Linked DNA regions of Homo sapiens: region 1 is linked to region 2. Evidence: read pairs that join two places in POLR2A ChIA-PET (ENCODE). Cell type or tissue: B cell. All regions are shown on one strand. Links, peaks and the distances in the headings refer to the core of each region. The heading gives the core; the rest is flanking DNA.

Region 1 (15,309 bases), core at 7,063-15,062, 130 kb before region 2:
GCCTGTAGTCCCAGCTACTCAGGAGGCTGAAGGGGGAGGATCACTTGAGCCCAGGAGGTTGAGGCTGCAGGCAGTGAGCCGTGATCATCCCACTGCACTCCAGCCTGGGCAACAAAGCGAGACCCTGTTTCAAAAACAATACGAGCTGCAGCCAAGGGGACAGGAGGCATGGCCACGATTGATCAGAGACCTTTATCCTCTCAGGGTTTCAAAGCTTGCAGAGGTGGAATTAGGACTCCAAAGTCTTGGGTCTCCTTTCCCTTTGAAGACTCCCCTTCCTACCCCCACTCACGAGAGAAAGGGAATCATTCTCCTTTTCCTGAGTAAAAAAATGAGGTCTCAGACAGTGGAGAGCACTCAGTGTGAGAGCCCAAGATTTAGGCAGATGACCTGGCCTCTGAACTGAGCCCCTAAGACCACCAAACAGCTTAGCATTGACATTCTGCTGTTATACAAGAAGGAGCTAGAGAGAATTCAGAGAGTTTACCTGCCACAGGCTTCCAAAATCTCAGGCCAGAGAACCTAGAAGGTGGGATAGATGGGGGGTGACTTCCTACCCCACTCTACCCTGTAGCCTCCTTATGGAGTCACTTTGGGGCCACCAGCAAAGCACTGAATTAGGGCCTGTTGGGTGTCCAAAGAGCCTCCTCCCCTGGCACATGTATGGCTTAGAGATCATTCTGTCCCCTCACCCAATGTGAGGCAGAAGCACCATCAACACTTGGTAGATATGGTTGACAGTGAGTGACAGAGAGACCCACCCTCCTGTCACATTGCTGCCCTTCCCCCATGCTCTGCATAATTGATAACGGAGAGACAGCTACCCTCCCCCAGGGTGACTGAACGTCTGGGCCAGGGGCTCCTAGCCATCCTAGACGCCCCTCCAAAGCTCTGGCGCCAAGGCCCAGCCAGGGGGCAGTGGGACACAGCTGGCAGGTCAGAAATAAAGGAAACAAAAAGGGGTATGTGTGTGTGTGTTGGGAGAGAGGAATCTCCACTTTACTATAGCTCCCAGGGGCAGCAGCTTTCCCTCACTCCAGGTCAATGTGGAAGAGCCGTCAACTAGCCTGAGATCTTTCCCTTGGTCCCATCTCCTACTTCTTCAGCTATCCCCACTACCGTAAAAGACAAACAGGTGAAATGGCTTCTCTCCTTCTCTCCCCAGCTGCTGGCCCTGGATACCAGAAGGGCCTCTGGGGAAGCCTGGTGAACTGGAGGGAGGCTCGGCTGGCTGCAAGTGTCTCTGAGCATGTCACCCTTTCTATGCCTAAACCACCTAGTCGTCAAACAACCAGATGACGGCTGAAAAATTCCTTTAAAAAGCCAGGTGCTGTGCCTACTCAAAGCTCGGCTTCTAGACAGAAAAGGAGATGGGTGTTCTCCGTGTTTCTCACTCCCCTTTCATCTCCATTTTCTCAGGGTCCTCTGCTTTTCCAAACAGCTTTTCAAGCCATCCTTCTCGGGGTTGACTCCGCTTGACGCTGCTCCGGTGTCTGTATATGTCTCAGCTCCTTCCTCCTTCCTAGCTGTACCTTTCGCCTTTTCTGTGCCCTGTCTCCCTTTCTCTCATTTCCTGCTTTCCTTCCCTGTGGTACTGCACCCCCAATGCCAACCCCACAAGTCCCCTCCTGCCAACACCAGACGCCTCAGCCGAAGATCTCTCTGCATGCGGGGGCAGGGGAAGGAAGGGAACACAGATGGGGCAGACCGCTGGGTGGGGGTCCGCACCTAAGATCCTCGCAGCCATCCCGGCAACCAGCCACCTGGGCCGGCCCAGGTCAGGGGCGGGGCCCAGGCACAGCCCCGCCCCCACGTCGCGCTCACGTGATCCGGGGCTAATCTTGTCCTGGTGACTTCACGCGCCGCCTCAGGCCCAGTCGTCATGGTTACGCCGCAGCGCCCAGCGCTTCCCCCAGCCGGCCGTGTCCCTTCCCTTTCCCCACCCGGACCACCCCCTTCCGCCGCCGCGGCCCCCGCCCCAGCCACGCGCCACGTGACGGCCGGGAAGGAGGTCGGGAAGGGGGAGGGGGCGCTGTGGCCGTAACCCCTTCCTCCCCACTTTCAGCGGTCCTGACTTGGGCTTCGTCCTTCCATTGCTGGTGACCAAGCTGTCCAGGGCACGGCCCCGGCTCCTCCCCGAGGGCTCCAATCCCGCCATCCCTCCCTCCTGGCCTGCCAGGCGAGAGCGTCCCAGAGTCTTGGGCCTTGTTTCTGGGTGGTCCAGAAGCGAAGCCCGGGGTTGCGGCGGAGTGGGAGGTGGTGGGGGCGGGGAGGGAGGTTGGGGGGCAGGCAAAATCCCTTGGGTCCTCCAGACGAAATTCTCCCATATGTTGGCACTTTGCTTGGTCTGTGTTTGTCTGTAATTTGCATTGCAACCTACACCTTACCTCTTGAAGCCACAAATAACGCGTGGGATATGTTGGGGATTTGGAAGCTGAACTTTAGTGTGATTTGTGCTTTCTGGGCCTCAGTTCTCTCAAGAATATAATGGGACCAGTAGTACCTCCTTCACCTGGCTCTTCTGAGGATTCAGGGAGCTAGTTTTGTGTGTGTGTTTGCGCGCGCGCGCGCGCGCAGAGAGAGTGTGCGGGGCTTAAGGCGATCCTCCGGGGTGAGTAGAGCAGTGGTTCCACCTTACCGAGCACCTTCTGCGTGCCAGGTGCTGTTGCAAGCCATGGTTCCCTTGTGATGCGAAGTCATCTCTCTAAAGGCTGTCCAGGCTCTCAAAGGAGCCAGACGCCCGACTACATTGTCCGTCCAGTATAATGGGAACCATGATAGAGGACGCATAGTGGGGCTGTGTCAGCCCAGAAGGCGCATTAACCTAGAGCGGATCAGGAAAGAAGGACGTCCAGGATAAAGTGACACCTGGATAGAGATGAGAAGCGCCTTCCAGGCTGGGGGTGAAGCTTGAGCTTCTTTTTCTTCTTCTTCTTTTTTTTTTTTTTTTTGAAACAGAGTCTTGCTCTGTCACCCAGGCTAGAGTGCAGTGGCACAATCTCGGCTCACTGCAACCTCCACCTCCTGGGCTCAAGCGATTCTCCCACCTTAGCCTCTCAAGTAGCTGGGACCACAGGCATGCGCCACCACGCCCAGCTAATTTTTTGTATTTGTAGCAGAGACAGGCTCTCCCCATGTTCCCCAGGCTGGTCTCAAACTCCCGAGCTCAAGCGATCCGCCCACCTCGGCTTCCCAGAGTGCTGGGATTACAGGCGTGAGCCACTGCGCCCAGCAGAGCTTGAGCTTCTTAATAGCTATGGCCCTGTGGGCAGATTATTTAATACCTCTATGCCTGCCGGGCGCGGTGGCTCACGCCTGTAATCCCAGCACTTTGGGAGGCCGAGATGGGCGGATCATGAGGTCAGGAGATCGAGACTATCCTGGCTAACACGGTGAAACCCGGTCTCTACTAAACACAGAAAAAATTAGCCGGGCGTCGTGGCGGGCGCCTGTAGTCCCAGCTACTCGGGAGGCCGAGGCAGGAGAATGGTGTGAACCCGGAAGGCAGAGCTTGCAGTGAGCGGAGATCGTGCCACTGAGCTCCAGCCTGGGTGACAGTGCAAGACTCCATCTCAAAAAAAAAAAAAACCTCTATGCCTTAGTCTGTAAAACGGGGCTAATAATGCCCAGCTTACAGTTTTGAGGATTAAATATGCAAAGTGCTAATGCACCTTTACCAGAAGCTAACATACTTAGTAAGCCTGTTTTTCTTTTCTTTTCTTTTTTTTTTTTTTTTTTGAGACAGAGTCTCACTCTGTCGCCCAGGCTGGAGTGCAATGGCGTGATCTTGGCTCACTGCAACTTCCGCCTCCCGGGTTCAAGTGATTCTCCTGCTTCAGCCTCCCGAGTAGCTGGGACTACAGGCGACCGCCGCCCCACCTGGCTAATTTTTTGTATTTTAGTAGAGACGGGGTTGCACCGTGTTGCCCAGGCTGGTCTCGAACTCCTGAGCTCAAGCAATCCTCCTGTCTCAGCCTCCGAAAGTGCTAGATTACAGGCGTGAGCCACTACGCCCAGCCGTAAGCCTTCCTTAAGTTAGCCATTATCATTGGGTGTCCTGGTTCAAAAACCCGACGTGGCCAAGTTTGTTGGTGGGGGTGGTTGTTTTTTCTTTTGTGACAAGGTCTCGCTCTGTCGCTCAGGCTGCAGTTCAGTGGTGCAATCACTGCTCACTGCAGCTTCACCCTCCCAGGCTCAAGGTATCCTCCCACCTCAGACTCCTGAGTAGCTGGAACTAAAGGTGCACATCACCACACTCAGCTAATTTTTTTTTTTTTTTTGAGATGGAGTCTCACTCTGTTGCCCAGGCTGGAGTGCAGTGGTGCGATCTCGGCTCACTGCTCAACCTCCACCTCCCATGTTCATGCCATTCTTCTGCCTCAGCCTCCCGAGTAGCTGGGACTACAGGCGCCTGCCACCACACACGGCTAATTTTTTGTATTTTTTAGTAGACAGGGTTTCACCGTGTTAGCCAGCATGGTCTCGATCTCCTGACCTCGTGATCCGCCCGCCTCGGCCTCCCAGAGTGCTGGGATTACAGGCATGAGCCACTGTGCCTGGCCGGCTAATTTTTATATTTTTGTAGAGATGGCTTTTCACCATGTTGCCCAGACTGGTCTTGAACTTCCAGGCTTCAGTGATCCACCTGCCTTGGCCCCTCAAATTTCTGGGATTAAAGGTGTGAGCCACCATGCCTGGCCCAATCTGTTTTTTGTTGTTGTTGAGACACAGTCTTGTTCTGTCACCCAGGCTGGAGTACAGTGGCGTGATCTCGGCTCACTGCAACCTCCTCCTCCCAGATTCAAGCAATTCTCGTGCCTCAGCCTCCTGAGTAGCTGGGACTACAGGTGCCCACCACCACGGCCGGCTAATTTTGGAGATTTTTAGTAGAGACGGGGTTTCACCATGTTGGCCAGTCTGGTCTCAAACTCCTGACCTCAGGTGGTCCGCCTGCCTCAGCCTCCCAAAGTGTTGGTATTACAGGCATGAGCCACCACACCTGGCCCCCAATCTGTTTTAGAAAGATCCTTCTGAAGGAGCTGGGTGGAGAATTGGGGTTAGGGAGGGCACTTGGAGACCAGCTGTCCTGGGCCAGGTGAGGACAGCTAATGAGGGTTGAACTAAGGCAGTAACAGTGGGACTGGAAAATAGCATGCACTGGGTTAGAGCTTTACAAATCTAGGGTGCTTGTTAAATATGCTGATTCCAGGCCTACCACCCTCACCCCCCAGGAAAAAGTCTTCAAGGGAAAGGCCTGGTAATTATTACAAGAACTATCAGAGTTTCCCAAGCCTCCTTGTGTGCCTGTGTAATCATCTACTGAACCCTTCTAGATGTAGAGATTCCTGCCACTCCTCCCCCACTGCAATTCAGAATGTATGGCAATCATTTCCAGACTAACCCAGGGGCTCATGGAAGGACCCTGCTAGCTATGAGGAACAATTAGAGGGATGCTTGTTCTTGGGAATCTTCAAATCTCAGGATCTGGTAACTGACAAGTGTGGAGTGAGTTGGGAGACCAGCATGGCGCCTGGGGCCAAGTTCTGGACAAGTCTGGTGTAGGATTAAGGGTTTGCTGTGCCTTAGTGACAGCCAGTTTATTCCTTTGTATAGCTGAGGCTCAACTACAGCTCGCCTGAGGTCACATAGCCATTATGTGGCAGAAGCAAGTCAGGATTCAGGGTTTTTGTTTGTTTGTTTGTTTTTTGAGACGGGGTTTGGCTACTTCGCCCAGGCTGGGATTCAGTGGCTTACTGCAACCTCCGCCACCTGGGCTCAAGCAATCATCTCACCTCAGCCTCCAGAGGAGCTGGGACCACAGTCACAGGATCACCATGCCCAGCTTTGTTGTTTTTTGTTTGTTTGTTTGTTTCTATTTTTGGTAGAGACAGGGTTTTGCCATGTTGCCCAGGCTGGTCTCAAACTTTTTTTTTTTTTTTTTTTTTTGAGACAGAGTTTCACTCTGTCGCCCAAGGCTGGAGTGCAGTGGTGTGATCTTGGCTTACTGCAACCTCACCTCTGGGGTTCAAGTGATTCTCCTGCCTCAGCCTCCCGAGTAGCTGGGATTACAGGCATCCACCACCACGCCCAGCTAATTTTTTCTTTTTAAGTAGAGACAGGGTTTCGCCATGTTGGCCAGGCTGGTCTCAAACTCCTGACCTCAAGCGATCCACCCACCTCAGCCTCCCAAAGTGCTAGGATTACAGGCGTGAGCCACTGCGCCCAGCCAAGGTCTCAAACTCTTGAGCTCAAGTGATCCACCTGCCTCAGCCTCCCAAAGTGTTGAGATTACAGGCATGAGCCAACACACCGTGCCAGATTCAGGTTTTTTAATGGTTGCTTTTTATTTATTTATATATTTTTTTAGACAGAGTTTCGCTCTTGTTGCCCAGGCTGGAGTGCAGTGGCATGATCTTGGCTCACCAAAACCTCAGCCTCCCGGGTTTAAGCAATTCTTCTGCCTCAGCCTCCCAAGTAGCTGGGATTACAGGCATGTGCCACCACGCCTAGCTAATTTTGTATTTTTAGTAGAGACGGGGTTTCTCCATGTTGACCAGACTGGTCTCGAATTCCTGACCTCAGGTGATCCGCCCGCCTCGGCCTCTGAAAGTGCTGAGATTACAGGTGTGAGCCACTGCACCCGGCCTAATGGTTGCTTTTTAAATAGCACCCAGCTATGAACTGGGACACATCTCCATTGCCTGGAAAGTTTGGGGAGCAGAGGATGGGGCAATGGAGAAGAGGAAAGAGAAGACAAGACCTTGTTTGACCCCTGGGAGAGCCGCTGGACTGAAGGGAGGGCCAAGGGGGATGAAGCAGTGGCCTTCTGTGACAGTGTCTGCATCCCCATTGGCTGCTTCTGCCTTTTTCCCCACCTGTGCTGGGGGGACAGAACTCTGTGGTTACAACCTTCACTTACCTTGGAGAGGCCCAGGGGTGTGTTTTAGAATGAGGCTCTCACCTGAGTTGAGTGTTCCTGAGAGGGCCTCAGTAGTACCGTGTGTAAGTACCTGGGTGGGAGGCCCGGGTGCATCGCCTGTGTGTAGGCAGCTCAAGAATGCTGTCCAAGGGTGTCTGAAAGGTTTACCAGCATCCTGTGTGTGCTTCAATGTGAAGGAGGTCTAGGTGTTACTATTGTGTGCCTGAGGTTGACCCCGAGGTAAAGGTGTAAATGTGAGACCCTTCTGATACCTGTGTGTGCCTGTGAGTCTCGGGTGAAAAAAATGTGCTGCAGCAATGAATTAGTCATCTTACAGGGAGAAGGGAACTCATCTGTTACCATTACTCTTGAATTTGAGACATATTTTACCAGTGTGTACCCACGTGGGGCTGTTACCTGAGAATGATACTCAGGTACGATACCTGTCTACCTATTACTTGCCTTACTAACATGCCTGAGAGGAAGCCCAAGTGTATCAGATTTCCTAAGATGGCTCAAGGTGCAATTTGGAGGGCCATGGGAAACGGAGCCACAAGTGTTACCTCCAGCGGGGCTACTGTGAACCCAGCACCCCAGTCTGTGCCTCTGGGATAAGTGTCCTGAGCAGGCAGTCCTGGGGCTTTAACAGCCCAGCCCCTCCTTCCTTCATTCCCACAGGGCCCAGTGTTCACCATCATACCAGGGGCCAGAGGCGATGGCTTGCCTCCATGAGACCCGAACACCCTCTCCTTCCTTTGGGGGCTTTGTGTCTACCCTAAGTGAGGCATCCATGCGCAAGCTGGACCCAGACACTTCTGACTGCACTCCCGAGAAGGACCTGACGCCTACCCAGTGTGTACTTCGAGATGTGGTACCCCTTGGTGGGCAGGGTGGGGGAGGGCCCAGCCCCTCCCCAGGTGGAGAGCCGCCCCCTGAGCCTTTTGCCAACAGTGTCCTGCAGCTACATGAGCAGGATGCAGGGGGCCCAGGGGGAGCAGCTGGGTCACCTGAGAGTCGGGCATCCAGAGTTCGAGCTGACGAGGTGCGACTGCAGTGCCAGAGTGGCAGTGGCTTCCTTGAGGGCCTCTTTGGCTGCCTGCGCCCTGTCTGGACCATGATTGGCAAAGCCTACTCCACTGAGCACAAGCAGCAGCAGGAAGGTAGGCCACGTCCTTGTGGGAGCCTCCTCTCTGTTTCCCTGAGCCCGAGATCTGTTGGTCAGCTCCGCTAAAGTCACGCAATGGTCCCTTCCCTCCCCATGGCCCAGCCCTAGTCCCTTAGCCATCCATCAGCCTCTAACTTCCCAGCTTCTTTTAAGGCCACCCATTCATTCCTTCCCTGTCCCCTCGAACCTTCTTCTTGGCCTATTTTTGGCTTTCTGCCTCACCCTCCTTAAGTCAATTCAGCCAACCCAATGCTATCCTGTCCCTGGCCTTGAGTGTGGCTCTTTCTGAGGCTTGTGGCACTGTGCCTCCTGCCCACAGACCTTTGGGAGGTCCCCTTTGAGGAAATCCTGGACCTGCAGTGGGTGGGCTCAGGGGCCCAGGGTGCTGTCTTCCTGGGGCGCTTCCACGGGGAGGAGGTGGCTGTGAAGAAGGTGCGAGACCTCAAAGAAACCGACATCAAGCACTTGCGAAAGCTGAAGCACCCCAACATCATCACTTTCAAGTGAGGTCCAGGGCAGGGGCTGGGTGTTGGGGATACTATGCTAAGGCCTGGTACCCTCCTGGGCAGTGGGACCTACCCCATCCTTCCCCAGAGGAGATCCATAGGTGGAATGGGTGGGAATGGGGGTTCCAGGTATGAATCAGGTGAATGCTGAGCCAGCTGAGGCCTTCATACCATTGTTTGGCTCCCAGGGGTGTGTGCACCCAGGCTCCCTGCTACTGCATCCTCATGGAGTTCTGCGCCCAGGGCCAGCTGTATGAGGTACTGCGGGCTGGCCGCCCTGTCACCCCCTCCTTACTGGTTGACTGGTCCATGGGCATCGCTGGTGGCATGAACTACCTGCACCTGCACAAGATTATCCACAGGGATCTCAAGTCACCCAAGTGAGTAAGCAAGCAGGGAGCAACAGATGTGCATGCAGGTGACCCACTCAAGTCAGTGTGGCCTTCTCCCGGCTTCCAAACCATGCCCTAGGTCCATGTGGCCATCTCAGAAACCTCTTCCAAGTGACAGTCCCATCTCAGAAGGGCTGTAGTGAGCCCCTCACCTTTGAGTGTCCCAAATGATTTTAAACTGAAAGGCAGGCCGGATGCAGTGGCTCACGCCTGTAATCCCAACACTTTGGGAGGCCGAGGCGGGTGGATCACAAGGTCAAGAGATCGAGACCATCCTGGCCAACATGGTGAAACCTCGTCTCTAATAAAAATACAAAAAAATTAGTCAGGCGTGGTGGCGAGTGCCCGTAGTCTCAGCTACTCAGGAGGCTGAGGCAGGAGAATCACTTGAACCCAGGAGGTGGAGGTTGCAGTGAGCCGAGATTGAGCCACTGCACTCCAGCCTGAGTGACAGAGTGAGACTCCGTCTCAAACAAACAAACAAAAAAACCTGAAAGGCAGAGTTGCTGCAGAGTTAGATGAGGTGTGTGGAGGGGTGTGGACCCCAGCTGACTACACTCTTTACCAGCATGCTAATCACCTACGACGATGTGGTGAAGATCTCAGATTTTGGCACTTCCAAGGAGCTGAGTGACAAGAGCACCAAGATGTCCTTTGCAGGGACAGTAGCCTGGATGGCCCCTGAGGTGATCCGCAATGAACCTGTGTCTGAGAAGGTCGACATCTGGTGAGAACTAGGCTGAAAACTGAGAAGAGTGGGTGGCCAGCCCTGGGGGGATTGTGGGCAACTTCTAGGGCTTGAGCACAAGTGATGTCCCCTCATCCCTAGGTCCTTTGGCGTGGTGCTATGGGAACTGCTGACTGGTGAGATCCCCTACAAAGACGTAGATTCCTCAGCCATTATCTGGGGTGTGGGAAGCAACAGTCTCCATCTGCCCGTGCCCTCCAGTTGCCCAGATGGTTTCAAGATCCTGCTTCGCCAGTGCTGGTAAGGATGGTCTGGGCTGGGATACTGGGCCTGGAGAAGTTGAGAAGCACGGTAGTACTGGGCTGGACTGACCAATAAATGGCAGGGGTACATTTAATTCAAAGAGACTGACTTTCATCTGAATCAGGCTCATGCTACCTTCTGAGCTGAGTCACCAGGGGTAATTGGTATCTACTCTGAACCTGTTTCCTCATCTATAAAATACACTTAACGATATCTGCATTCCTGATTTGTCATGAAGTGCCAGTGAGTGCATACAAGTACAAGGAAGGAGCAGCATAACCACCAAGCATGGTTGGTTGAGCCTCAAGTAAACAACCTTAGAACACAGAAGGAAAGGACCCCAGACCCTCATTTGGAACCTAGACCCAGGGAAGTTTGACGATTGCTAATCTGTCACTGAGCATTTCCCAAAATGTGGTTCCTTCAATGAAGTTATTCAGAAAAGGCTTTTATTTTGGGAGACAAGTTGGAAAATATGGGGTTCAATAGGTTTCCTTACTGCAGGATTTTGACACACTAATGAATAGTGTGTAATATTCTCTAGAGACAGTTGACCATAAGTTCTTTTGTCACAGAGTACATTCTAGGATTGGATTCTCCAGGACACACTTTGGGAAAGGATGCTCCAGTTCCTATCTGATCCTCCCTCAAATTCTCCCCTCTCCTTCCTAACTCCATTCCTTTCAGGAATAGCAAACCACGAAATCGCCCATCATTCCGACAGATCCTGCTGCATCTGGACATTGCCTCAGCTGATGTACTCTCCACACCCCAGGAGACTTACTTTAAGTCCCAGGTGTGCTGTGGGTAGGAAAATAAATACCTAACTCCCCTTCTTTGCAGAGATGATGCTATTTGAGGGGGAGGCTGGGAAATGGGTTGAGTGGGACTGAAGAGATTGGCTCTTAGAGGGCTGAGTCAATCCACTCCTTTTTGCTCCAGCACACACATTGGCAGTGGTGTGGGCAACCTGCAGAGCCTTTCACTGGGTGAAGGGATGGCTCTCACTCTTCATCTGCTCTCAACCCATAGGCAGAGTGGCGGGAAGAAGTAAAACTGCACTTTGAAAAGATTAAGTCAGAAGGGACCTGTCTGCACCGCCTAGAAGAGGAACTGGTGATGAGGAGGAGGGAGGAGCTCAGGTGAGTTCCCGTGCTTGGGGAGGTGATTTTACTAACAGCAAGGACTATGCACCCAGTCAGCTCCTACCCAGCCCCAGGGCGGGTGGAAGGACTACGAAAGGACTGTGGACAGGAATTCTGAGACTGAGATCTGTTATGGCCCTAGGTGAACCCAGTTCACCTTGGGGAACCTTTCTGCCCGTTGCAGACACGCCCTGGACATCAGGGAGCACTATGAAAGGAAGCTGGAGAGAGCCAACAACCTGTATATGGAACTTAATGCCCTCATGTTGCAGCTGGAACTCAAGGAGAGGGAGCTGCTCAGGTAACCCTACCTGTCCTTATGCACCAAGCCCTGGAGCTGTGCCTGCCTTAGAGGTCCTACTGAGACTGGGGTGCCCCTTCCTGGTCATTTGCCCAGCTGAGAAGGTGCCTGGATCTTTAGGCGAGAGCAAGCTTTAGAGCGGAGGTGCCCAGGCCTGCTGAAGCCACACCCTTCCCGGGGCCTCCTGCATGGAAACACAATGGAGAAGCTTATCAAGAAGAGGAATGTGCCACAGAAGCTGTCACCCCATAGCAAAAGGTGGGACATGAGTACTGTGGTTCCAATATGGCAAGAGGGATACTGAAGTGGCAACAGGTATATTAGCAGGGAGATGTGTACTTTAGTGTCCAAGGTTAGGGAGTGCTTTGAGTACATAGATTTGGCAGTCTTAACCTTTTACTTTTCCTCTTCTTCCAGGCCAGATATCCTCAAGACGGAGTCTTTGCTCCCTAAACTAGATGCAGCCCTGAGTGGGGTGGGGCTTCCTGGGTGTCCTAAGGGCCCCCCCTCACCAGGACGGAGTCGCCGTGGCAAGACCCGTCACCGCAAGGCCAGCGCCAAGGGGAGCTGTGGGGACCTGCCTGGGCTTCGTACAGCTGTGCCACCCCATGAACCTGGAGGACCAGGAAGCCCAGGGGGCCTAGGAGGGGGACCCTCAGCCTGGGAGGCCTGCCCTCCCGCCCTCCGTGGGCTTCATCATGACCTCCTGCTCCGCAAAATGTCTTCATCGTCCCCAGACCTGCTGTCAGCAGCACTAGGGTCCCGGGGCCGGGGGGCCACAGGCGGAGCTGGGGATCCTGGCTCACCACCTCCGGCCCGGGGTGACACCCCACCAAGTGAGGGCTCAGCCCCTGGCTCCACCAGCCCAGATTCACCTGGGGGAGCCAAAGGGGAACCACCTCCTCCAGTAGGGCCTGGTGAAGGTGTGGGGCTTCTGGGAACTGGAAGGGAAGGGACCTCAGGCCGGGGAGGAAGCCGGGCTGGGTCCCAGCACTTGACCCCAGCTGCACTGCTGTACAGGGCTGCCGTCACCCGAAGTCAGGTAAAGTATGGGAAGGCTCCCAAGCTCTTTCCCTTTTTCCTTATCCTCCCTGGGGTCCAAGTCTAATCCCCCACATTATGCTCAATTTTAAGCCATTCCCTACTTCACCCTTCGTAACTATGTTCCCTTCTCCTGGATTCTTAGTGACCTCTTTCCACTTCTAATCAGACCCCCCCCACCCCATCTCTCCTGCAGAAACGTGGCATCTCATCGGAAGAGGAGGAAGGAGAGGTAGACAGTGAAGTAGAGCTGACATCAAGCCAGAGGTAAGTGATGGCATTACAAGAATTAATGGCATTCTTGTTTTCTGCTAGGGGCAGAACCAAGCTGTAATCCCCCTCTTCAACATGTAGGTGGCCTCAGAGCCTGAACATGCGCCAGTCACTATCTACCTTCAGCTCAGAGAATCCATCAGATGGGGAGGAAGGCACAGCTAGTGAACCTTCCCCCAGTGGCACACCTGAAGTTGGCAGCACCAACACTGATGAGCGGCCAGATGAGCGGTCTGATGACATGTGCTCCCAGGGCTCAGAAATCCCACTGGACCCACCTCCTTCAGAGGTCATCCCTGGCCCTGAACCCAGCTCCCTGCCCATTCCACACCAGGAACTTCTCAGAGAGCGGGTGAGTGGCACAACAGCAAAAAGCAGATATTGAACAGGGAGAGCTGTAAGCAGATGCCTTGTCTTTTAACAGCTTTTGGGGAGACAGCTGCACAGGCCAGAAAGTACCATAAAGAGCAAATATCCACGTGGTGGAATTTCAGAAGCCTCTTGCACAGAGCATCTATTACGATGCCTGACCAGTAGCTTGCATGTAGCTATAAATTGCAGCCAGGGAATGATTCTGAAAGGAGTCTGACACCTTGGAGAATGGCCTGAGCAACTGAAATCTGGAAGGAATAAAACCAGTAAGCTGGCTGGGCATGGTGACTCACGCCTGGAATCCCAGAACTTTGGGAGGCCGAGGCGGGTGGATCACAAGGTCAGGAGTTCAAGACCAGCCTGACCAATATGGTAAAACCCCATCTCTATTAAAAGTACAAAAATTAGCTGGGCGTGGTGGTGCATGCCTGTAGTCCCAGCTACTCAGAAGGCTGAGGCAGAAGAATTGCTTGAACCTGGGAGGCAGAGGTTGCAGTGAGCCGAGATTGTGCTACTGCACTCCAGCCTGGGCGAGAGTGAGACTCTGTCTTAAAAAACAAATCAGTAAGCCACTGGCTATTAAAATGACCCCAGCAAAGAACCCCAAGGAATCTCACTCCATTTCTACTCTTTCTCACAGGGCCCTCCCAATTCTGAGGACTCAGACTGTGACAGCACTGAATTGGACAACTCCAACAGCGTTGATGCCTTGCGGCCCCCAGCTTCCCTCCCTCCATGAAAGCCACTCGTATTCCTTGTACATAGAGAAATATTTATATAAATTATATATATATACATATATATATATATATGCGCCACATAATCAACAGAAAGATGGGGCTGTCCCAGCCGTAAGTCAGGCTCGAGGGAGACTGATCCCCTGACCAATTCACCTGATAAACTCTAGGGACACTGGCAGCTGTGGAAATGAATGAGGCACAGCCGTAGAGCTGTGGCTAAGGGCAAGCCCCTTCCTGCCCCACCCCATTCCTTATATTCAGCAAGCAACAAGGCAATAGAAAAGCCAGGGTTGTCTTTATATTCTTTATCCCCAAATAATAGGGGGTGGGGGGAGGGGCGGTGGGAGGGGCAGGAGAGAAAACCACTTAGACTGCACTTTTCTGTTCCGTTTACTCTGTTTACACATTTTGCACTTGGGAGGAGGGAGGCTAAGGCTGGGTCCTCCCCTCTGAGGTTTCTCAGGTGGCAATGTAACTCATTTTTTTGTCCCACCATTTATCTTCTCTGCCCAAGCCCTGTCTTAAGGCCCAGGGGGAGGTTAGGAGACTGATAGCATGTGATGGCTCAGGCTGAAGAACCGGGGTGCTGTTTAAGTCCCTGCTTTTATCCTGGTGCCTGATTGGGGTGGGGACTGTCCTACTGTAACCCCTGTGAAAAACCTTGAAATATAACACTCCATGCAGGCCCAGCTGTTGAGGGTTTTCTTGATGAATGAATGGGGTACCATACATGGTTAAGATAAAGCCTTGGGCTCCGGACTTTATCTGAGGTGTCTGGAGAAGTTCTCCTGCCCCTCCACTTTTTTGCATCTACTCTCACTAAATGAGTATAATGTCAAGCCCCAACTTTCTAAAATTATAGGAATAAATGGTAGCAGATACATCCTTCTAACTTGTTATGGAGGACTATAAATGAAGTTACTAAAAACAATAGACTGAAATTTTTAGTTTAAAATATGCAAGCCTGAACAAGGGGACCAACATTCCCAAGAAACTGGAACCCAGTCAGACATATGATCAACTGCTTAATGTGTATGCCATGTATGTCATGTGTCATTCCTTTCCCCCACCCCCTCCCTAGTGGAAGTGCTTGCCTACTCCCCTAGGACAGGTAAGTCCTCGGAAAGTCTAATCCTCAATCTTTTGGGCACAAGTTTTATAAGGGCCAACCAAGCATGGAGTCAGGGAAAAATAGGATCGAGGGCCACAAAAAAAGATGGAAGTGGTAAAATAGAAGAAAACATCTTAACCGGAATAAAGGCTTCCATTCAAAACCCAAGAAGGGTCCTTTGAGGGATAAAAGGTACAAAAATAACAGCAAGACAAGAGGAATAAAACCCACATGAATCACTGTGGCATCCAGTTTCTATTCACAAAGAAAAAGCTCCAGTCCATCTTTTAATTTTTTTGAAAAATTCCTGACATTACAGAACTAAACTGAAATGTATTAATATTCCACTCTTA
Region 2 (16,019 bases), core at 3,664-11,663:
AATTACAGGCGTGAGCCACCGCGCCTGGCTCAGGCTATATTTTTGTATTGCATTGTTTGACTTAAAGAAGCTTGTTATGTGTATTAGATATTAATTATTTGTTTAAAATATGACAAATATTTTCTCCCTATGGATTGTCTTTTTTTAAATTCTACACACGCTGCAGGTGTTGTTGTTGTTTTGTTTTGTTTTTTGACAGGAGTTTTGTTCTTGTTGCCTGCCACCACGCTCAGCTAATTTTTTTTTTTTTTTAATTGAGATGGAGTCCAGGATGGTCTCAATCTCTTTACATCATGATCCACCCGCCTCGGCCTACCAAAGTGCTGGGATTATAGGCATGAGCCACTGTGCCTGGCCCCTAGATTTATTTTTTTCTAGAGTTTTACAGAATGGAGGCTGAAGCAACTCCATCTTGGATGTTAATCTGCTATGTTGACTTCTGAATAACCCCAGCTCCAGGAATGCCTCTAAAATTTTTATTTTATCTACTGATCTTTGGGTAAGAGCATATACTTATCATAAATCCTGCCCTTAGGTCAAGACCACCTTGACCATGAATCTTGCCCTTAGGCAGATTCACAGAACATTCTTGCCTTTCCCATAGAGGTCGACTTCAATTGTCCTACACATTCCTTCCCTATGGTATATAAATTCTGGATCTGGAGATTAATGGCACAGGGATACACTGTCTTGTCTCACCACTGCCAGAGATACAAACAGGGCTTCTGTTTGTAAGTCCCTGTTAAATGTTTCTTTCTTTTTTTGAGACGGTCTTGCTCTGTCGCCCAGGCTGGAGTGCAGTGGTGCAATCATGATTCACTGCAGCCTCAACCTCCCAGACTCAAGTGATCTTCCTGCCTCAGCCTCCCCAGTAGCTGGGACCATAGGCAGGTGACACCACACACAGCTAATTTTTTTTTTTTTTTGACGGAGTTTCGCTCTTGTTGCCCAGGCTGGAGTGCAGTGGCATGATCTTGGCTCACCGCAACCTCCGCCTCCCGGGTTCAAGCGATTCTCCTGCCTCAAGCGGCCGAGTAGCTGGGATTACAGGCATGTACCACCTCACGTGGCTAATTTTATATTTTTAGTAGAGACAGGGTTTCTCCATGTTGGTCAGGCTAGTCTTGAACTCCCGACCTCAGGTAATTCACCCACCTCGGCCTCCCAAAGTGCTGGGATTAAACAGGCGTGAACCACCACGCCCTGCCTTTTTCTGTTTTTTGAGACAGAGTCTCACTTTGTCACTCAGGCTAGAGTACAATGGCTTGATCTCGGCTCGAGGCAGCCTCTGTCTCCCGGGTTCACGTGATTCTCCTGCCTCAGCCACCCATGTAGCTGGGATTACAGGCACCTGCCATCATGCCTGGCTAATTTTTGTATTTTTGTAGAGAATGGGGTCACCATGTTGGCCAGGCTGGTCTTGAACTCCTGACCTCAGGTGATCTGCCTGCCTCAGCCTCCCAAAGTGATGGGATTATAGGCGTGAGCCACTGTGCCTGGCCTACACAACCTCCGTCTCCCAGGTTCCAGCAATTCTCCTGCCTCAACCTGCCGAGTAGCTGAGATTACAGGCATGTGCCACCTCACCCGGCTAATTTTATATTTTTAGTAGAGACAGGGTTTCTCCATCTTGGTCAGGCTGGTCTCCAACTCCTGACCTCAGGTGATCCACCCGCCTCGGCCTCCCAAAGTGCTGGGATTACGTGCGTGAACCACTGTGCCTGGCCAAGATCTCTGTTTTAATGCTGGTCATTAGAGGGGCGAGGTGGCTGATGCCTGTAGTCCCAGCTACTTGGGAGGCTGAGGCAGGAGAATGGCGTGAACCCGGGAGGCGGAGCTTGCAGTGAGCTGAGATTGGGCCACCGTATTCCAGCCTGGGTGACAGAGTGAGACTCCGTCTCAAAAAAATAAAAATAAAGGCCAGGCGCAGTGGCTTACCCTTGTAATCCCAGCACTTTGGGAGGCTGAGGCGGGCGGATCACGAGGTCAGGAGATCGAGACCATGGTGAAACCCCTTCTCTACTAAAAATACAAAAATAAAAATTAAATTAAATTAAAAATAAAATAAAGTGTTTCAGTTGGTTGTTGGGGCTCATGCCTGTAATCCCAGCACTTTGGGAGGCTGAGGGGGGCCGATCATGAGGTCAAGAGATTGAGACCATCCTGGCTAACATGGTGAAACCTTGTCTCTACTAAAAATACAAAAATCAGCTGGGCGTGGTGGCACATGCTGCCTATAGTCCCAGCTACTCGAGAGGCTGAGGTAGGAGAATAACTTGAACCCGGGAGGTGGAGGTTGCAGTGAGCTGAGATCGCGCCACTGCACTCCAGCCTTGTGACAGAGCAAGACTTGACTCCGTCTCAAAAAAAAAAGTTTCATCCAGCAAAAAAAAGATTTATACATGTTTCTACAGGTATATCTAGTTTATCACTTCATTTATTTTATTTGTTTGTTTGTTTTTGTTTTTGTTTTTTGTTTTTTGTTTTTTTGAGACGGCATCTTGCTCTTCTCGCCCAGGCTGGAGTGTAATGGCACGATCTCGGCTCATTGCAACCTCCACCTCCCAGGTTCAAGCGATTCTCCTGTCTCAGCCTCCCAAGTAGCTGGGATTACAGGCACCCATCACCACACCCGGCTGATTTTTGTATTTTTAGTAGAGATGGGGTTTCGCCATGTTGGCCAGGCTGGTCTCAAACTCCTGACCTCAGGTGATCTGCCTCCCTCAGCCTCCCAAAGTGCTGGGATTACAGTCATGAGCCACTGCGCCCGGCCCATTTATTTTATTTTTTATCGTAGAGATGGGGTCCTGCTATGTTGAGCAGGCTGGTCTCTAACTACTGGCTTCAAGCAATCCTCCTGCCTCAGCCTCCCAAAGTGCTGGAATGCTAGAATTGCAGGTGTGAGCCACTGCACATGGCCTAGTTTATCACTTCTAACTTATGCATAGTATTCCCTGCAAGATGGAGAACTAGCTTCTTTTTAACTTTTTTATTATTATTATTACTTTTTGAGACATAGTCTTACTCTGTTGCCCAGGCTGGAGTTCAGTGGCACCGTGTTGGCTCACTGCAACCTCCATCTCCTGGGTTCAAGCAGTTCTCCTGCCTCAGCTTCCCAAGTAGCTGGGATTACAGGCACCCACCACCAAGCCCGGCTAGTTTTTATATTTTTAGTAGAGATGGTGTTTCACCATGTTGGCCAGGCTGGTCTCAAACTCCTGTCCTCAGGTGATCCACCCACCTCAGCCTCCGAAAGTGCTGAGATTACTGGTGTGAAGCCACCACGCCTGGCCAAGAACTAGCTTCTTGAACCAGAAAGCTGTCATGAATATTCTCAAACATGTTACCTTATAGTTCTGTGTAATACTTTCTCATGGTGAAGATTCTAATATAAAAGCCTGGTCATTTCACCTCCTTACTCCACATCTTTCAATAACTCTTCATTTCTTTTTCTTCTTTTAAGTTTCTGTGGGCTTTCTGAGAACAAAGATTAGACCTTGAGTGCAGTGGTAGGACGGCAGCTCACTGCAAACTGTCTCCCCAAGCTCAGGTGACTCTCCCACCTCAAGCTTCCCAAGTAGCTGGGACTACAGGTGGATGCCATCACGCCTGGCTAATTTTGTGTGTCTGTGTGTATTTTTACCTGAGGTGTGGTTTCACAAAGCCTTCCAGAGGCCAAGGCTGGTCTGGAACTCCTGGACTCAAGCAATCCACCCGCCTCAGCCTCCCAAAGTGCTGGGATTACAGGCATGAGTCACTGTGCCCAGCCTCTTTTTTTCTTCTTTCTTTTTTCTTAAGACAGGGTCTCATTGGGCGCAGTGATTCACGCCTGTAATCCCAGCACTTTGGGCGGCTGAGGTGGGTGGACCACCTGGGTTTAGGAGTTTAAGACTAGCCTGGGCAACATGGCGAAACCCAGTCTCTACCAAAAATACAAAAAAATTAGCCGGGTGTTGTGGTGCTCGCCTGTGATCTCAGCTACTCAGGAGGCTGAGGTAGGAGGACTGTTTGAGCCTGGGAGGCAGAGGTTGCAGTGAGTCAAGATTACGCCATTGTACTCCACCCTCAGTGACAGAATGAGACCCCATCTCAAAAAAAAAAAAAAAAAAAAGGTCTCATCATGTAGCTGATCTGGAACTGGGCTCAAACTGGACTCCAGCGACCCTCCTGTGGGACTATAGGCATGTGCCAGTACATCCAGCCCTTCTTTTCTTTTGTTTCTTCTTTTGTTTTTTCTTTTCTTTTATTTTCCTTCCTTTCTCCCTCCCTCCCCACTGCCTTCCTTCCTGCCTTCCTCCCTCCCTCGCTTCCTTCCATCCATCTTGCTCTGTCACCCAGGCTGGAGTGCAATGACATTATCATAGATCACTGCATGTTTGAACTCCTGGGCCCAAGGTCTCCCCCTGCCTCTGCCTCCAGAGTAGCTGGGACTATAGGTGTGCACCACTGTGCTTAGCTCCCGGCTCTTTATTTATCTTCATTAACTCTTTTTTTTTCTTTTTGAGACGGAGTTTTTGCTCTTGTTGCCCAGGCTGGAGTGCAGTGCCGCGATCTCGGCTCACTGCAACCTCCGCCTCCTGGGTTCAAGCGATTCTCCTGCCTCAGCCTCCCGAGTAGCTGGGATTACAGGCACGTGCCACCATGCCCAGCTAATTTTTTCTATGTTTTTAGTAGAAACGGGGGTTTCATCTTGTTGGCCAGGCTGGTCTTAAACTCCTGACCTCAGGTGATCCACCTACCTCGGCCTCCCAAAGCAGAGGCATTATAGGCATGAGCCACTGCGCCCAGCCTTATCTTCATTAACTCTTATAACTTTTTTTTTTTTTTTTTTTTTTTCTGAGACAGAGTTTTGGTCTTGTTGCCCAGGCTGGAGAGCAATGGTGCAATCTCGGCTCACTGCAACCTCTGCACCCCGGGTTCAAGTGATCCTCCTGCCTCAGCCTCCCGAGTAGCTGGGATTACAGTCGTGTGCCATCATACCTAGCTAATTTTGTATTTTTAGTAGAGATGGGGTTTTACCATGTTGGTCAGGCTGGTCTCGAACTCCTGACCTCAGGTAATCTGCCCCCTCAGCCTCCCAAAAATGCTGGGATTACAAGCATGAGCCATTGTGCCCGGCCAACTCTTATAACTCTTGAAAGAAGTTCCTGACAGGTATTCACCAAATGCATGTTGATTTGAGGAGAGAATCCAGACCATGCTAGCCTCCACTGTGGGAAGCTGGGCCTGTCCTGTCCCTGTGCTGGTGAAGCAGGGCGTGTACATTCATGTTCTCCAGAGATTGTCTGTCTTACTCCTCCTGGCCCACTTTCCCCTACTGCCACCTTTTCCCCACCGTACTGTATGCATCTGCCATTCATCCTTCACAGTTCTTTTTTTTTGAGATGGAGTTTCGCTCTTGTTACCCAGGCTGGAGTGCAATGGCACAATCGCAGCTCACCGCACCCTCCGCCTCCCTGGTTCCAGAGATTCTCCTGCCTCAGTCTCCCAAGTAGGTGCAATTACAGGCATGCACCACCACGCCCAGCTAATTTTGTATTTCTTCTTATTTTTTTTTTGGAGACAGAGTCTTGCTCTGTTGCCCAGGCTGGAGTGCAGTGGCGCGATCTCGGCTCACTGCATCCTCTGCCTCCCTGGTTCAAGAGATTCTCCTGCCTCAGCCTCCCGAGTAGCTGGGACTACCGGTGCGCGCCACCACACCCAGCTAATTTTTGTATTTTTAGTAGAGAAGGGGTTTTATCATGTTGGCCAGGATGGTCTCGATTTCTTGACCTCGTGATCCACCCCGCCTCGGCCTCCCAAAGTGCCGGGATTACAGGCGTGAGGCACCACATCCGGCCAATTTTTGTATTTTTAGTAGAGACGGGGTTTTACCATGTTAGCCAGGATGGTCTCGAACTCCTGACCTCAGGCAATCCACCCACCTCAGCCTCCCAACGTGCTGGGATTACAGGCATGAGCCACCATGCCTAGCCTAATTTTGTGGTTTTAGCAGAGATGGGGTTTCTCCATGTTGATCAGGCTGGTCTCAAACTCCAGACCTCAAACAATCCGCCCACCTTGGCCTCTAAAAGTGTTGGGATTACAGGTGTGAGCCACCACGCCCGGACTCATCCTTCACAGTTCTACACTGTGGTTCCCTTCTCTGGGAAGTCTCCTCAAGACTGAGCTGGGGACTGCTACCTCAGCATTGGCCTTTGTAATAACTGCCATGTGGCAGGCAATGACCTTTATGTATTTCTCCTTACGCAGTGAATTTTTATATATCATCTTAGTCTACTATGAAGGTCTTCTACCCCCATTTTATACACAAGGAGACTGAGGCTCAGATAGATAGCGCAACTAGCAAGCGTTGGCACTTTAATTCACACCCTACTCTGACTTCCAAGGGAGTGTACTTAAGCACTACTCAAACTGCCTCTCAGTATCATACAAGTGTAGTGTTTACCAAGCTCTCTTCCACTAGGTTGCACACTTCTTGTTAAATGTTATATTGTACACTTCTAGCACATACCTGGCACACAGTAAATGCTTAGGAAATGTCTGTGAAAAGCAATCAGGTAGGCTAGTGGGGCAAGAAATAGACCAGCACTTGCTGAACTCTAACTAGGAGTCAGGATACCTTGTGTTTGCCCTCTCTGTACCAAGACTGTAGGGAACGATAGAATAAGTACCATAACTCTGAGACTTTTTCCCACCTCAGCCCTTGCCTCAAGCGCTGACAACTCTGCCACTGTCCCCTGCAAAAAAGGTACCAAAACTCTGTCTCCAGCCATGAGCCCCAAGCAGTCCGTGATAGGTGTTGTTGAGCGGCTCACTTCTGCCACCTGGTGGTAGTAACAAGCCTTTCTTATTCTCCAGGGCAGTGGACCCAAGGGAAGGTCTTGTCTAGAAAAGAGTAGAAGAAGCTCTTTGCACACTGCCCTTTCCCCTGAGGGTTTTCTTTTTGTGGAATCCTTTCTCATTTGCAGCACGCCTTGACATTCCTGTTTTCCAATATGCTGAATTGGATAGAGTTAAGACCCTTAAAGATCCTAAGCTCGGAAAAGATTGTGGTGCGCACCTCTACCATGAGGGCTTCAAGACAGAAACAATACAAAAAGCTGTCCCGGCGCGGTGGCTCACGATTGTAATCCCAGCACTTTGGGAGCCCGAGGCGGGCGGATCATCTGAGGCCAAGAGTTCGAGACCAACATGGCGAAACCCACGTCTCTACTAAAAATACGGAAAAAAATTAGCTGGGCATGGTGGCGCGCGCCTGTCATCTCAGCTATTCAGGAGGCTGAGGCAGGAGAATAGCTTGAACCCGGGAGGTGGAGGTTGCAGTGAGCTGAGATGGTGCTACTGCATTCCAGCCTGGGCAACGAGAGCAAAACTCCCTCTCAAAGAAAAACAAAACAAAACAAAAAAGGGCCGGGCGCGATGGCTCATGCCTGTAATCTCAGCATTTTGGGAGGCCGAGGCGGGCGTATCACGAGGTCAAGAAATCGAGACCATCCTGGCCAACATGGTGAAACCTCATCTCTACTAAAAAAAATACAAAAATTAGCTGGGCGTGGTGGCGCACCGCTGTAGTCCCAGCTACTCGGGAGGCTGAGGCAGGAGAATTGCTTGAACCCGGGAGGCGGAATTTGCAGTTGGCAGAGATTCCGCCACTGCACTCCAGCCTGGGCGACAGAGAGAGACTCCGTCTCAAAAAAAAAAAAAAAAAAAAAGAATCAGGCCCCCACCCACTGCAAGCTCCGCCTCCTGGGTTCACGCCATTCTCCTGCCTCAGCCTCCCGGGTCGCTGGGACTACAGGCGCCCGCCACCACACCCGGCTAATTTTTTTGTACTTTTAGTAGAGACGGGGTTTCTCCGTGTTAGCCAGGATGGTCTCGATCTCCTGACCTCGTGATCCGCCCGCCTCGGCCTCCCAAACTGCTGGGATTACAGGCGTGAACCACCGCGCCCGGCCTCCCTGCCCACCTTCTTATCCCTCGCTCCCACCAACTCTAAGAAAACACATTTCAGGCTGGGCGACGTGGCTCACGCCTGTAATCCCAACGCTTTGGGAGGCCGAGGCGGGTGAATCACCTGAGGTCGGGAGTTTGAGTCCAGCCTGACCTACATGGAGAAACCCCATCTCTACTAAAAATACAAAATTAGCCAGGCGTGGTGGCACATGCCTGTAATCCCAGCTACTCAGGAGGCTGAGGCAGAAGAATCGCTTGAACCCAGGAGGTGGAGGTTGTGGTGAGCCGAGATCACGCCATTGCACTCCAGCCTGGGCAAAAAGAGTGAAACTCCGTCTCAAAAAAAAAAGAAAATAAAATAAAACATATTTCACCTTCAAAGAAGGATCCTAAAATGGTAATCTCTCTCATTTGTTGAATACTGTTTTTTTAAATGAGTTTCATTAAGAATAGCCATCTTGACTTTTGTCAAATGTCTTCTTAGCATCCATTGAATTGATGATATGATTTTTCTTTTCTTTTATTTATTTATTTTTTTTGGAGATGGAGTCTCGCTCTATCCCCCAGGCTGGAGTGCAGTGGTGTGATCTCAGCTCACTGCAACCTCTGCCTCCCAGGTTCAAGCGATTCTCCTTGAGAAGATTAGCTGGGATTACAGGTGCCTGCCACCATGCCCAGCTAATTTTTGTGTTTTTAGTAGAGATGGGGTTTTGCAATGTTGGCCGGGCTGGTCTCGAACTCCTGACCTCAGGTGATCCACCTGCCTCAGCCTCCTGAAGTGCTGGGATTACAGGCATGAGCCATCACGCCTGATTGATTTTTCTTGTTTAACATATTAATGTGTTCTTTTTATTTAATTTATTTATTTATGTATTTATTTTGAGATGGAGTATCACTCTTGTCACCCAGGCTGGAGTGCAGTGGTGCGATCTGGGCTCACTGCAATCTTCACCTCCTGGGTTCAAACAATTCTCCTGCCTCAGCCTCCTGAGTAGCTGGGATTACAGGTGCTCACCACCAAGCCTGGCTAATTTTTGTACTTTTGGTAGAGATGGGGTTTCACCATGTTGGCCAGGCTGGTCTCGAACTCCTGACCTCAAGTGATCCGCTCGCCTGGGCCTCCCAAAGTGCTGGGATCATAGGCCTGAGCCACCGTGCCTGGCCTATTTTTATTTTTATTTATTTATTTATTTTGAAACGGAGTCTCGCTCTGTTGCCCAGACTGGGAGTGCAGTGGCGCAATCTCGGCTCACTGCAAGCCCCGCCTCCCGGGTTCACGCCATTCTCCTGCCTCAGCCTCCCGAGTAGCTGGGACTACAGGCGCCCACTGCCATGCCTGGCTAATTTTTTTGTATTTTTAGTACAGACAGGGCTTCACTGTGTTAGCCAGGATGGTCTCGATCTCCTGACCTCATGATCCGCCCGTCTCGGCCTCCTAAAGTGCTGGGATTACAGGCATGAGCCACCGCGCCCAGCCCTATTTTTATTTTTTAAGACAGAGTCTTACTGTGTCACCCAGGCTGGAGTGCAGCGGTGCAATCTTGGCTCACTGCACCCTTCGCCTCCTGGGTTCGAGCGATTCTCCTGCCTCAGCCTCTTTTTTTTTTTGAGACGGAGGCTTGCTCTGTCTCCCAGGCTGGAGTGCAGTGGAGCCATCTCCGCTCACTGCAAGCTCTGCCTCCTGGGTTCACGCCATTCTCCTGCCTCAGCCTCCCTAGTAGCTGGGACTACAGGTGCCCATCACCACGCCCGGCTAATTTTTTTTATTTTTTTTAGTAGAGACAGTATTTCACCATGTTAGCCAGGATGGTCTCGATCTCCTGACCTCGTGATCCGCCCGTCTTGGCCTCCCAAAGCGCTGGGATTAAAGGCATGAGCCACCGCACCCGGCCTACCTCAGCCTCTTGAGTAGCTGGGACTACAGGTGTGTGCTAACATGCCTGAATAATTTTTGTATTTTTATTAGAGACAGGGTTTCACTATGTTGGCCAGGCTGGTCTCGAACTTCTGACCTCAGGTGATCCACCCACCTCGGCCTCCTAAAGTGCTGGGATTACAGCCGTGAGCCACCACACCTGGCCTAATGTGTTCTTTTTTTTTTTTTTTTTTTTTTTTTTTTTTTTTTTGAGATGGAGTTTCGCTCTTGTTGCCCAGGCTGGAGTGCAATGGCAGGATCTCGGCTCACCACAACCTCCACCTCCCAGGTTCAAGCAATTCTCCTGCCTCAGCCTCCCGAGTAGCTGGGATTACAGGCATGCACCACCATGCCCGGCTAATTTTGTATTTTTAGTAGAGACGGGGTTTCTCCATGTTGAGGCTGTTCTCGAACTCCTGACCTCAGGTCATCTGCCCGCCTCGGCCTCCCAAAGTGCTGGGATTACAGGCGTCAGCCACCGTGCCCGGCCGAGGTGTTCTTTATTAACTAATTCCATTCATTCCTGCGGTAAATCAGAAAGGGACCTTAGAGATCATGGAGACTAGTGGTTCTCAATTAGACATAGCCAAATTACTATTTCTTTTTTTTTTTTTTAAGAGATGGCCTTCTCAGAGATTGCAGTAAGCTAAGATTGCGCCACTGCACCCCAGCCTGGGTGATCTGTCTCAAAAAAAAAAAAAATGTCATGTTGTACAGGCTGGTCTAGAACTCCTGGCCTCAAGCCATCCTCGTAACTCAACCTCCTGAGTAGCTGGGATTACACGTACATGCCACCATGCCCGGCAAATTCCTTCATTTTTGAATGAGGAAATAGAGGCATTGAGAAGTAAAGTGAGTCATCTATGCCTTCAAATATGGTCCCTAGTTTTTTCTTTTTTCTTTTCTTTCTTTCTTTTTGTGTGTGTGTGTGTGTGTGTGTGTGTGTGTGTGTGTGTGTGTGTTTGAGACGGAGTCTTTCTCTTGTCATCCAGGCTGGAGGCTGGAGTGCAATGGCGTGATCTTGGCTCACTTCAACCTCTGCTTCCTGAGTTCAAGCAAGTGTCCTGCCTCAGGCTCCTGAGTAGCTGGGATTACAGGCACTCACCACCAAGCCTGGCTAATTATTTTGTGTTTTTAGTAGAGATGGGGTTTCACCATGTTGGCCAGGCTGGTCTCAAACTCCTGACCTCAGGTAATCTGCCCAACTTGGCTTTCCAAAGTGCTGGGATTACAGGCGGGAGCCATTGTGCCTGGCCCCTAGTTTTCTCCTGTATCTCTTTTCCCTAACCACACTACTAAATTCCTAAAGAGCAAGGACTGAGGGTTGTATACAGCATTTTCTCTACAGTGTTTCACCCAAGAGGCCACTCAATAAATGCCATTGACTACCAAATTGACGAATTAGTCTTTTGTATTGGAGCTAGAGCAAAAAGTTACAAGCTAAAAGGAAGATAGACGATGATGGTTATACCACATAAAGGACTTCTGGGCAAGGCATGGTGGGTTATGCTTGTAATCCCAGCACTTTGGGAGGCCGAGGTGGGAGGATGGCTTGAGCCCAGGAGTTCAAGACCAGCTGGAGAACATAGGGAGACCCTGTCTCTATAAAAATATAAATAAATAAATAAATAAATAAATAACTTCTGGATAGTTGGAGGCAAACCATTAAATATGTGAGTAAAGATGGCTTGACGTGTTGCCACCCCAGGTGAGCTTGGGAAAGGAAGATATACCTTCTAACTGGGCCACAAAACTGAAGAAAGAACACAAGGACTTTTGGCCATCCTGATTAGCTTTGGTTCTTATGATTATATAGTCAGTCCCTCATCCGTTTGTGGTAACCATGCATCCCAGATTTTCTGGAACTTTCCAATTTCAAATATTTCCCTAAACCAGTAATATGTTCCAGGAAAGAGAAGACTATGTATCTCCATCCTCAGCTTTTCCATAGTTCTGTCCCATAGTGTATCCATGCACAAATCTGTGCCCTTTCTAGCAAAAGACAAATGAGGGATGTAAAAATTAGGGTCTTCAGGCCGGTCGTGGTGGCTCAGACCTGTAATCCCAGCACTTGGGAGGCCCAGGCGGGCAGATCACAAGGTCAGGAGATGGAGACCATCCTGGTTAACATGGTGAAACCCCGTCTCTGGTAAAAATACAAAAAAAAAAATTAGCCAGGAGTGGTGGTGGGCGCCTGTAGTCCCAGCTACTCGGGAGGCTGAGGCAGGAGAATGGCATGAACCTGGGAGGTGGAGCTTGCAGTGAGCCGAGATCGTGCCACTGCACTCCAGCCTGGGTGACAGAGCGAGACTCCGTCTCAAAAAATAAATAAATAATAAAAATAATAATACAAATACAAAAAATTAGCCGGGCCTGCTGGCGGGCGCCTGTAGTCCCAGCTACTCGGGAGGCTGAGGCAGGAGAATGGTGTGAACCCGGGAGGCGGATCTTGCAGTGAGCCAAGATCGTGCCACTGCACTCCAGCCTGGGCGACAGAGCGAGACTCCGTCTAAAAAAAAAAAAAATTAGGGTCTTCAGGGCCAGGCGTGGTGGCTCACACCTGTAATCCCAGCACTTTGGGAGGCCAAGGTGGGTGGATAACCTGAGGTCAGGAGTTCGACACCAGCCTGGCCAACATAGTGAAACCCCATCTCTACTAAAAATACAAAAATTAGCCAGGAGTGGTGGCGCACGCCTGTAGTCCCACCTACTCGGGAGGCTGAGGTAGGAGGATCGCTTGAACCCAGGAGGCAGAGGTTGCAGTGAGCTGAGATCATGCCACTGCACTCCAGCCTGGGTGACAGAGCAAGACTCCGTCTAAAAAAAAAAAAAAGTAGGGTGTTGTACTGGAAATGTGATGGGCAGAAGATAATATGGTTGAAGAATGGGCTAAGCTGGGGGCATAATCCCTACCCTCTTCTTCTCAATCACCAAGACTGAGATAGAAGAGATCAGGAGGAGCAGTGCTGGGGCAGTATGTCACCAGTAAGGCCACAAAATCCCCAGGGTTACTCTCTGTCTCCAGGAGTTACTCTGGTGTTCTCCTTCCTCCTCTAGGCTCCCAGAGCTCCCTGCAGCTGCACACATTCTTCCCCTTTCTTTGTCCCTTGGCTGCCATGAGCGAGCCCACTAGACATCATATGCATCTTCTCCAAGAATCTGGAAGCAACTAGAAAGTGCTCTGAAGGTAGCACTTGAGAAGAAGCTCCCACAGCCTTCCTCTACCCCAGTTCCCAGGATCCTGGAGAGATGATGGGTTAGGCAGGCCTGAGTGCCATCTAGAATTGGAATGGGATGGTTGGTGGGTGTTGTCTGGCAGGGCACATTAGATGTCTCTGTCTGTCTCCTCTGTTAATTGAGGTCCTTCTGCTATCCTGTGCCAATGTTCTTGGATTCCTAAGGTCTCCTTATCTGGCAAGAAAGGCCTTAGGGTCCTTTAGAGGGCCAGGTAGAGAGAGAGGGTGATCATCTACGGGTGTGTTAACTTCTTCTAAGACCTGGCCTCTGTGGTTCATGTGTCCCCATGAATGCCCATGGTGTGACTATGACATGTGGTGTGTGCCTGTGTCAGCCTCTGTGTGTCAGGGCAGGGGCTCCTGTGGTGTGCCTATGTGTTGGGAGGGGGTGATGGTGAGAGCCTGGCTCCCTCTCCTCCTCCCCCATCCCTTCTCCCATCTGGCCTTGATCAGCCGGTCCCTAGGGAGGGAGCCGCGGTTTCGGATACAGGAAAATGTTCCAGGAAGCGGCCACTGTGCTGGGCCCTGCTCTGGCTCCCCCAGCGGAAATTGTTCCAGGAGGGAGGGAGGAAGGGAGTGTTGAGATAGGATTAAGGGAGGAGTGGGTTGGTTCTTGGCTCCCCTTTCCACAGGATAAAGCTGGATAAGTTGATGGGAAGCTCAGGTCAGCCAGGAACCTGGATGCTGCCACTGAAATCACTGAATGCAGGAAAATGGGCCAGCAAAAGAGGGTCCCCTTGCCTATCTGCTTCTCTTTTTAATGAAGTTTCAGTATTGGGACGAGGGTGGCCCCTGAGGGTCCCTCTTCTGGCCCTGCTATCATGTACACAAGCTGGAGACCAGAGCACCTGGGTCTTGTCTGAAAGTGGTGTGGCTTGGTGGGGAGGTAGGGGGCATACGATTCAGCTCCCTTTTCTCCCAACTGAGGGGGCTTTGAAGCTTGGATCCAGGACTGGGAGGGCTGCCTAATTGGGATAATGGAGGTTAATGGGGCGCCTGGAGGGGGTTGCCACGCTCCTAGATCAAAGGGGCCAGCTCTTCCCAGCCACCACAGCTGGAGGTCACAGCTGGAGGGGGAGGGGGAGGGGCTTCGGGCCAGCCAGCAGGGGGTGCTCCGGCCCTGGAAAGCCCGTCCTCTGAGTCTCTGATTCTCTTCTTCGCTTGGAACGGCTTTTGCTTAGAGAGTGCATTGGGGAGCGGAGGATAAGAGAATGGGGGAGCTCTGAGATCCCTACTCCTCTCTGTGTGGGGTGATGGGGAAGAGAAAGGGCATGAGAGACTGGCAGGCTGGGGGCCAACGGGATGTTGGCACCGTCGGGACCTCGGGCACTGCAAGATCCGGAGGAAGAAGCTTGGATGCAGCCTCGAGAAAGCTACGGCGGAAGAGGCAGGACTCCGGTCCTGGGTTCGGGCGGCTGAGAAAGGACTGGGCCGGGCAGCGGGGGGCGCTGGCTGGGCGGAGGCGAAGGGGCATCCGGAGTTCCCCCGCCGCCGCCCCCTCCCCCGGGCTGGCGCTCCCTCTCGGGCTCTAATCGGCGCGGCGGCCGCAGCGGGCAGAGTCAGCGCCGCCAGTCTCCGGGACGCGACTCCCAGCAATTGTGGTCGGGACCGCAGATATGCAGCTGCCTCCTGCCCGGGCGCCTGGCCCGGCCGGCCCCGCCCGCGCCCCGCCCCCTGCCGCCCGCCCCTCGGCCGCGCCGGGACACTGAGGCACGGGATGGAGGCGAGATCCCCGGCGGCCCTGAGCCTGGCCTAGGCCGCAAGAGACCTCCCAGCAGCCCCGGAGCTCACGACCTGTCCTGTCCTTCTGAGGGTGCCTATCTCCCCCACAGCTGTGGCTGGGGGCTAAGACCCCCCAAATCCTGCCTCAGCTTCAACCGTCCTTCTTGCCTCACACGTCCACGCGAGGTGGGGGTGGATGGGGGCATTGAACAGCGCTTTGAAATCCAGAGGGGGGCGTCCCATTGAGGCTATGTGGGGAGGAGGTGTTAATGTTGGTAGCTGAGTCCCAAGGACCTTCATTAACTGAGGCGGTGGAAAGTGGGCCTAGGTAGGCTTATAACTTACAGCGGGTTCCTATGTAGGGGAGGTGATGGAAGGTGGGGAGAGGGAGAAATGGGTGAAAAGGGGGAAAGGAAATAGTTCAGGAGGGATTGGGGCAGAGGGCAGAGGCGGGGGTTCTTCTGGGAGACTGAGGGCCAGGTCCTCAGATACTGCCCTGGCCCTTCACTGTTGGCCGGATCCAGCAACTGTCAAGAGCCATTCTCAGAACTGAATAGATACCTCTAAAATGCCTGCATATCCTGTGTGCAAGTGCACACATCAACACACAGATCAAGGGAAGTCATGTGTGACTACTCACCCCTCACATCTGATTGGACACCAAATCCTCTCCACCTCACATCCTCAATATCACCCCTTCATTGACTTATTTTTTTATTTTTTTTTTTCTTGAGACAGAGTCTGGCTCTGTCGCCCAGGCTGCAGAGCAGTGGCACAATCTCAGCTCACTGCAACCTCCGCCTCCCAGGCTCAAGAGATTCTCATGTCTCAGCCTCCCAAGTAGCTGGGATTACAGGCATGTGCCAAAAATTGGCACAGCCAATTTTTGTATTTTTAGTAGAGAAGGGGTTTCACCATGTTGGCCAGGCTGGTCTCAAACTCCTGGGCTCAAGTGATCTGCCCGCCTTGGCCTTTCAAAGTGCTGGTATGTGCCACCGTGCTGGCCCCCTCCACTGACTTCTGCTCATCCTCTCTGCTACTGCAGGCCACACCTTCCCACATCTTGCTTGGACTGCTGCAACAGATTGTTTCCTTGCCTCCGATTTTGCCCTTCTCCCAACTGTGACAATACTGCTAGGCACCATTTATGGAGCAACTACTAAGTGCCAGACACTGTGCTAAGAACTCAA

Evidence for each region. ChIA-PET counts read pairs that join two places held together with the same protein. Peaks named below come from ENCODE experiments on the same cell type or tissue, not always from the same donor. Only the 100,000 strongest peaks of a DNase experiment are listed, where the experiment ranks them.
Region 1: POLR2A ChIA-PET joins it to region 2 with 7 read pairs; 15 of 35 experiments call an interaction of 5 or more read pairs at or near these places.

Annotation. Positions count from the first base shown.
Region 1 is chr12:53,479,717-53,495,025 of GRCh38, reverse strand. PCBP2 (poly(rC) binding protein 2) reads right to left here. Exons shown (of 15, transcript NM_031989.5): 15 at 13,864-15,309. MAP3K12 (mitogen-activated protein kinase kinase kinase 12) reads left to right here. Exons shown (of 14, transcript NM_001193511.2): 2 at 7,598-8,079; 3 at 8,404-8,587; 4 at 8,779-8,970; 5 at 9,551-9,709; 6 at 9,812-9,970; 7 at 10,661-10,769; 8 at 11,006-11,115; 9 at 11,303-11,419; 10 at 11,540-11,677; 11 at 11,837-12,461; 12 at 12,657-12,727; 13 at 12,815-13,085; 14 at 13,746-15,309. The coding sequence starts at 7,635. The coding sequence ends at 13,844. Among named protein-coding and RNA genes, the nearest start is that of MAP3K12, 12 kb to the left of the region's middle. RefSeq lists a silencer at 1,899-2,148 and an enhancer at 12,158-12,671. In B cell, for the core only: a CTCF peak has its summit at 12,809; DNase peaks (open chromatin) are centred at 8,911, 11,415, 11,681, 12,855 and 3 weaker places; H3K27ac peaks cover 1,148 bases.
Region 2 is chr12:53,343,589-53,359,607 of GRCh38, reverse strand. It overlaps a transcript of SP7 not described here. Among named protein-coding and RNA genes, the nearest start is that of SP7, 15 kb to the right of the region's middle. RefSeq lists silencers at 6,792-6,851, 14,127-14,186, 14,577-14,746. In B cell, for the core only: CTCF peaks have their summits at 6,619 and 6,822 (motif pointing left); a DNase peak (open chromatin) is centred at 6,817.